Linked DNA regions of Homo sapiens: region 2 is linked to region 1. The links are chromatin contacts, found by Hi-C or POLR2A ChIA-PET in ENCODE. All regions are on one chromosome and are shown on one strand. Each heading gives the region's core, a stretch centred on a gene start or an enhancer-like site at or near the end of the contact. The rest is flanking DNA. Distances are from core to core; before and after follow the strand shown. Region 1 holds the start of IL17D (interleukin 17D). Region 2 overlaps IFT88 (intraflagellar transport 88).

Region 1 (3,221 bases), core at 266-2,765:
ACTAGTCAGAAAAAAAGTGTTTTATAACCCAAAACAAATATTTGCCAAGAGCTGTAAATTGCTTAAATCGCTTAAACTGGAGATTTCAGTGAGATTTTTAGCAGTAGATTACTAAGCTCCTTAGTTATAGAACATTCAATGCATAGGAAAGTGTTTTTCCTACAAAGCATAACTGAAATGTAGTTTAACTAATGGTTTACAATTCAGTCAAATACCAAAGCTGCAAACCATTTAGGGAGTCATCAATTACATATTTTGTACACTTTCAAAAAGCTTACAGCTGGGATGGGTTGTTTATTTTCAAAGCATGACTGCTTTAAAATGATCATATTCTTTAGCCTGCCACCTAGGAAGCATTAAGCATTTACTTGCAGAATGAACAAACGAGCACGTTGTCTTGTGTTATGAAGTATATAATATAGTTCGTTTTAGTTTCTTCATTCGCAGACTATCAGGCTCATTTCACGTGACTGCTTGCACTTAGAACTGAGTTATCACGGAGTAGGAACTCTCCAACATCGTCGTCATAGACCAAGAGATGCCCATGAACAGCCATGAAAGTGCCAGTCAGGGAAGTATTCAGTGCTTTGTTGTAGAGTTGTTGGATAGAGGCACAGGATCATTTCATGTTGTTGAGGAGAAAGGAGCAACAGCCTCCTCCCACCTTATTAAAAATAGAGATTTAAAAAAACCTCTAATTTCCTCGAAGTACAGAATCTCAAGAGGTAGCTCTAAGGAGAATCCCTCTGGGTTTGAGCGCATTCCTCTTCCAGGGGGCCTATTCTTGGACTGCTTTCCTTAATAGAGAAATCTCTCTGAGCCAAAATCGGCCTCCCCCAATTCCATCCTGTCGGCCCCACTTTTCTGCTTCGGAGACTTCCAAGCCAGTCCCCACTCCTCCTTCAGCCAGTCGGGCCCGCACCCGCGCCCGGCAGGGCCAGCCCTCTCCTCCTCCTGCGTGGCGCAGCACAGGCCCTGAGCGCGCGACCCCAGGCCCTGGGCGCCCCGCCGCATGCTCGCGGCTGGAAGCCCCAGTTTGCGTGGCCCTTCGGGTTATTCCGCTCAAGAGCCGCCGCGTCGCCCCATCTCGGCGCGAATCTGAAAGCGCTTTCGGGGGAGAAGATGTTGGGGGCACTGGTGAGTACACTGCACAAGTGACAAAATGTTTTCAGCTCCTGGAGGCGAAAGGTGCAGAGTCGCTCTGTGTCCGTGAGGCCGGGCGGCGACCTCGCTCAGTCGGCTTCTCGGTCCGAGTCCCCGGGTACGAGGAAAGACCACAGGGGGCTTCTCGCGGAAAAGCGGGCCGCGGACCCTGCGCGGGCTGGCTGGGGCGGGCGGATGACGAGGCGCAGGGGCAAGGGTGGGTCTGCGAGGCGGCGGGTCCGGGCGTCTTAGGCTCCGGGGCTCCCTCGCTGGCGGCGGAGCAGGGATGGCGCGCCCGGGGGTGAGGGTGCGGCGGGTCACAAGCACTCGCAGCCCGCGGCGCAGCAACCCGGCAGGCACACGCACACGTGCACGCGCGCCCCGCACCCGCCCCCCGTGCGGCCCCCGGCTCGGGGCGGCGGCGGCGGCGGGGGCCGGGGGCGCGCGGGCCGGCGCCGGGCTGGGCCCCGGGGACCCCGCGGGCGGCGGGCAGGCGGGGAGGGCGCTCTGGGGCCCGCCCGCGCGGCTCCCATCCTCCGGGCCGGCCTCTGGCTCCGCGGGGCGAGGGGAGGCGCCCGCCGGCTCCGGGCGCCGCGGGCGGGACACGGGCGCGGGGCGCAGGCGGGCTCCTCCGGCGCGTGCGGACGCTGAGCGTGGCCTGTCCCTCAGGTCTGGATGCTGGTAGCCGGCTTCCTGCTGGCGCTGCCGCCGAGCTGGGCCGCGGGCGCCCCGAGGGCGGGCAGGCGCCCCGCGCGGCCGCGGGGCTGCGCGGACCGGCCGGAGGAGCTACTGGAGCAGCTGTACGGGCGCCTGGCGGCCGGCGTGCTCAGTGCCTTCCACCACACGCTGCAGCTGGGGCCGCGTGAGCAGGCGCGCAACGCGAGCTGCCCGGCAGGGGGCAGGCCCGCCGACCGCCGCTTCCGGCCGCCCACCAACCTGCGCAGCGTGTCGCCCTGGGCCTACAGGTGAGCCGCGGGCGCGTCCTGGCGGGGCCCGGCAGGTGGGGAGGGCAGGGCTGGGCGGGGAGAGTGGGTGGGGCCGGGCCGAGGCCGGGCAGGCGGGGAGGGTGGGGCGGGGAAGGGGAGGTGGTTGGGGCGGGGCGACGCGGAGGGGGCGTGGCACGCGGGGCGAGGCGGAGCAGGTAGGGGTGGGGTGGTGCGGGGCGAGACAGGGTAGGGTACGGTAGGGTGGGGTGGGGTGCGAGGGGCGCTGCGATGAGGCGGGGTGGGGCGGGGCAGTTGGAGCACTGGGGGGCAATTCCTAAACTGCGAAGGCCCACCCCCACCACCTCCCTTGAAGGAGTCCTGCTTCCTCTCTTTACCCTCCAGTATTTCCTATGCAACACGTATCTCTTGAACACCTCATCTCCTCCAGGTTGGATGGGTCCGCAAGGCACTAGCTGGGGACCCTTCCGTGATGTGGACACAGTGATGTGGACCGTACTCTGCACAGGGGGCCCGGGGAGGTGCTGCTGGGGGGTGCGCGGTACTATCCACATATTTCCTGAGTGCCCCTGTGGTCCAGAGGCTGCTGGAGTGGAGCCCTGGGAAGCGCCCTCTGAGCCCCTCTAGTTTAATAGCCTAAGGAAGGAGTGGGGATAATTGGGAAAGAAACCACACCATCAGGCAGTGCATGAAGTGACATGAACAGTTTCGAGAGTATTTTGGTCTTGGAACAGAGGTCATTTCAGAAGAAAGGGACAGCCTGCAGAAGGGGAAGGCTGGAGAAGTTGGGGGCGTGTAGGCAGGGTGCCGCAGTGTCCTCAGCAGGCACCTGTGACCGTCTTCCCTCTAGCTGGAGCAGGAGGAGCTGCCCTAGGGGGCAAGGCCTCCCAGGGCCACAGAGGTCAAGAAAGGCTTCGTGAAAGAGCTGAGTCTTGATGGAGGAGAGCAAGTCGCCTACAAAGGCAGTGCTGAGGGAAGGGACAGCTGATAGCAAGCGGGAACAAAGCGCTTGGAAAATGGGGAGAGCCACAAGGCGAGCGGGGGCGGTGGGGGTGGGGGGGCGTAGGCGAGGTGTTTGCCTGTGGGGTGGGCATCGATGTAAGGCTGGAGACAGGTGCAGGAGCTGGATCCCCG
Region 2 (3,221 bases), core at 184-2,683, 87 kb before region 1:
AGATTATTTCTTTTCTTTTTTTTTTTTTTTTGAGACGGAGTCTCACTCTATCACCCAGGCTGGAGTGCAGTGGCCCGATCTCCGCTCACCGCAAGCTCCGCATCCCAGGTTCATGCCATTCTCCTGCCTCAGCCTCCTTAGTAGCTGGGACTACAGGCGCCTGCCGCCACACCTGGCTAATTTTTTGTATTTTTAGTAGAGACGGGGTTTCACCATGTTAGCCAGGATGGTCTCGATCTCCTGACCTTGTGATCCACCTGCCTTGGCCTCCCAAAGTGCTGGGATTACAGGCATGAGCCACTGCGCCCGTCCTGGAAAGATTATTTCTATATTAATACAGCATAGTATAAAGAACAAGTTATAGAATAGTATATACATTTTGAGTCCATTTTAAAAACCACTACTTATATATAAATTCAAGAAGAAATGACTAAGAGAACTTTTACCCACCACTATAAATTGGTATATCCACTTTGAAAAGCACTTGGAAATTTTCCAGTAACCTTGACGATAACACATTTTATATATGTACGTACGTGTACATATACATATACACACACGGATACAGATACACATATATGCACACAAAAGCAACAAATAGTAATTCAGTTTTACTCTTTACCACACACAATTTCTTCAGTGGTAATTTCACCCTTTACTTTCGTGTCTGCAGTGTAGGCTACGTAAGTTCCGCTGCAGGGCCTTGTGTTTCTCCAGTATCTCTTCAGTTTGTCAGAAGGCATCATAAAGCAGAAAAAGAAAAGAAATGAACACCGTTGACCCGGCAGGCAATCATGGCTTGCTAATTACGTTTCCTAGTCATGGTTTTAAACCTGAATCGTAAATAGATTTCTATGGTACCTGTCCATTGTTTAGTAGGCTTTTGTGGTATGTTAGTTTTGATAGATAATGTTTACACTTAAATTTTAGGAAATCCAAACTATTTTATACTGTATCTCTAAATACAACTTTTTGGTTTATTTGATATAGGAAAGCCATGGCAGAAAAATATATTATGACATCTGCAAAACTCATTGCTCCTGTAATTGAAACATCTTTTGCTGCAGGTTATGATTGGTAAGAGAGAAAGTCTATAATACTGCATAGATGTGGTTTTTTTCATAATTTATACTTTTAAATTTAAATTAATATTGTCATTAGAAAAGTGGATATGAATGTTGATTCATATTTATCAAGCAGATAATATTGTATGTTCAGATTAATATAGGCTATTATAAAAGTTATTAATAAGATACTTATTACTCATGTTATTTTGTAAATCAAGTAGTTATATAACACATTTCAGTCAACAATGGACCACATATATGACAGTGGTCTGGTAAGATAGGAAGCTGAAAAATTCCTATCACTAGTGACGTTGTAGCTGTCTCGAAATTGTAGCATGATGCATTATTCACTTGTTTGTGGTGATGCTGATATAAACAAACCTATGCTGCCAGTTGTATAAAAGTGTACAGTAATATCCTAGGCCTTCACATTCACTCAGAGTTTATTTTGTGACTCATCCAAAGCAACTTCCAGTCCTGGAAGCTCCATTCATGGTAAGCACCCTGCACAGGCATGACATTTTAAAAATCTTTTATACCATATTTTAATTGTACCTTTTCTATGTTTAGATAGATTTAGATATACAAATACTTACCATTGTGTTATATTTTCTTGTAGTATTCAATACAGTAACATGCTGTAGAGGTTTGTAGACTAGGAGCATTAGGCTATACCATATAGCCTAGGTGTGTTGTAGGCCATGCCATATAGGTTTGTGTAAGTACACCCTATGATATTTGCACAATGATGAAATTGCCTAATGACATAATTCTCAGAACATATCCCCATCATCAAGCGATGCCTTACTGTACAGTAAATACATAAACCAGTAACATAATTGTTTATTATCAAGTATTATGTACTGTACATAATTGTATGTGCTGTGCTTTCATAAGACTGACACAGTGCAGGTTTGTTTACACCAACATCACCACAAACACATGAGGTGTGATACAGCATTACAGCACCTAGGATGTCACTTGGCAATAGGAATTTTTTAGCACCATTATCTTATGGGACCACTGTTGTCTATGTGGTTGGTCCTGGACCAAAACTTTTTTTTGGTTTTTTTTTGTTGTTGTTGTTGTTTTGAGACAGAGTCTTGTTCTGCCTCCCAGGCTGGAGTGCAGTGGCGCAATCTCGGCTCACTGCAAGCTCCACCTCCTGGGTTCTCGCCATTCTCCTGCCTCAGCCTCCCAAGTAGCTGGGACTACAGGCGCCCGCCACCAAGCCCAGCTAATTTTTTTTTCAGTTTATGTAAAAATTTATTTGACCAAAATGTAGAAAAAGTGATACTATTACATATGATACAGTTGCAAGAATCTAAAGAAAAGTGTGGATTTTATTCCATTGCACAATTTGCTAGTGTGTTTCCTGGGTAGTGTGGTGCTGAATAAGTAGGAGTGGGTTGGTGGGGTGGGGTGGGTAAGGGATTCAGATAAGCCAGAAGCAGGGTGATTTTTAGTCGGAATTGTAAACTTTAGTTGGCCCCCACACGCTGCTGGGGAATGTGGAATGTTCCATCTCTGAGATGTTAACTGAGAAAAGAGAAGTCAAACAAAGCCGATACGTGCAGCCCTGTCTATAGAATCCTTCATTATCCAGTTTAATCAGGAGTTTCTTGGTCTTTTATTAACTTGGACCCAAAGAAGGAATTCAAGTCCTAGATAAGTAAATCTTCAATTTGCTATTCCCTGAAGGATGGAAATGAAGTTGGGCCAATTTTTCATCTCTGTTGCCAGAGAGGCCCTTTCTGCTAATACGTAAAAACTCTTTTGCTCAACTTAGTAATGACTTGTAGTCTTTTGGATATGGCTGACCTGAATTGGACTGAACTCCACCATATTCCTGCTGAGTGGGTCATTACTGGAATGAGACTTCAGAGAATGCAGACTGGAATGCTCTTCAGAGAACAACTTTATTTTTATTTTATTTTTTCTTGAGATTGAGTCTCACTCTGTCAACCAGGCTGGAGCGCAGTAGTGTGATCTCGGCTCACTGCAATCTCCACTTCCTGGGTTCAAGTGATCCTCCTGCCTCAGCCTCCCGAGTAGCTGAGACTACAGGCAGGCGTCACCATAATTTTTGTATTTTTAGTAGAGACAGGGTTTCGCCGTGTTGGCTGGGCTGGTCTCGAACTCCTGACCTCAAGT

The links. A loop is a pair of places that touch in the nucleus more often than their neighbours do. ChIA-PET counts read pairs that join two places held with the same protein, here RNA polymerase II (POLR2A). Pooled maps may share reads with other maps.
Region 2: a map of PC-3 shows a loop between it and region 1 (4-fold over the local background). The contact joins the enhancer-like site here to the promoter of IL17D in region 1. A Hi-C loop is called at or near these places in 2 of 168 maps with a recorded cell type or tissue (IMR-90 and PC-3) and 1 of 50 pooled maps. POLR2A ChIA-PET finds 5 or more read pairs at or near these places in 1 of 52 experiments (H1).

The regions. Positions count from the first base shown.
Region 1 is chr13:20,702,184-20,705,404 of GRCh38, forward strand. IL17D (interleukin 17D) reads left to right here and starts at 1,516. Exons shown (of 2, transcript NM_001385224.1): 1 at 1,516-2,108. The coding sequence starts at 1,819. RefSeq lists silencers at 898-977, 1,398-1,537, 1,828-2,337.
Region 2 is chr13:20,614,803-20,618,023 of GRCh38, forward strand. It overlaps IFT88 (intraflagellar transport 88), which reads left to right. Exons shown (of 26, transcript NM_006531.5): 14 at 991-1,077. Among named protein-coding and RNA genes, the nearest start is that of IFT88, 49 kb to the left of the region's middle. Within about 2 kb of position 1,434, at least 2 of the 41 ENCODE cell types and tissues checked have a DNase peak (open chromatin) inside an H3K27ac peak, as active enhancers do; they include PC-3, where a contact is called at or near this core.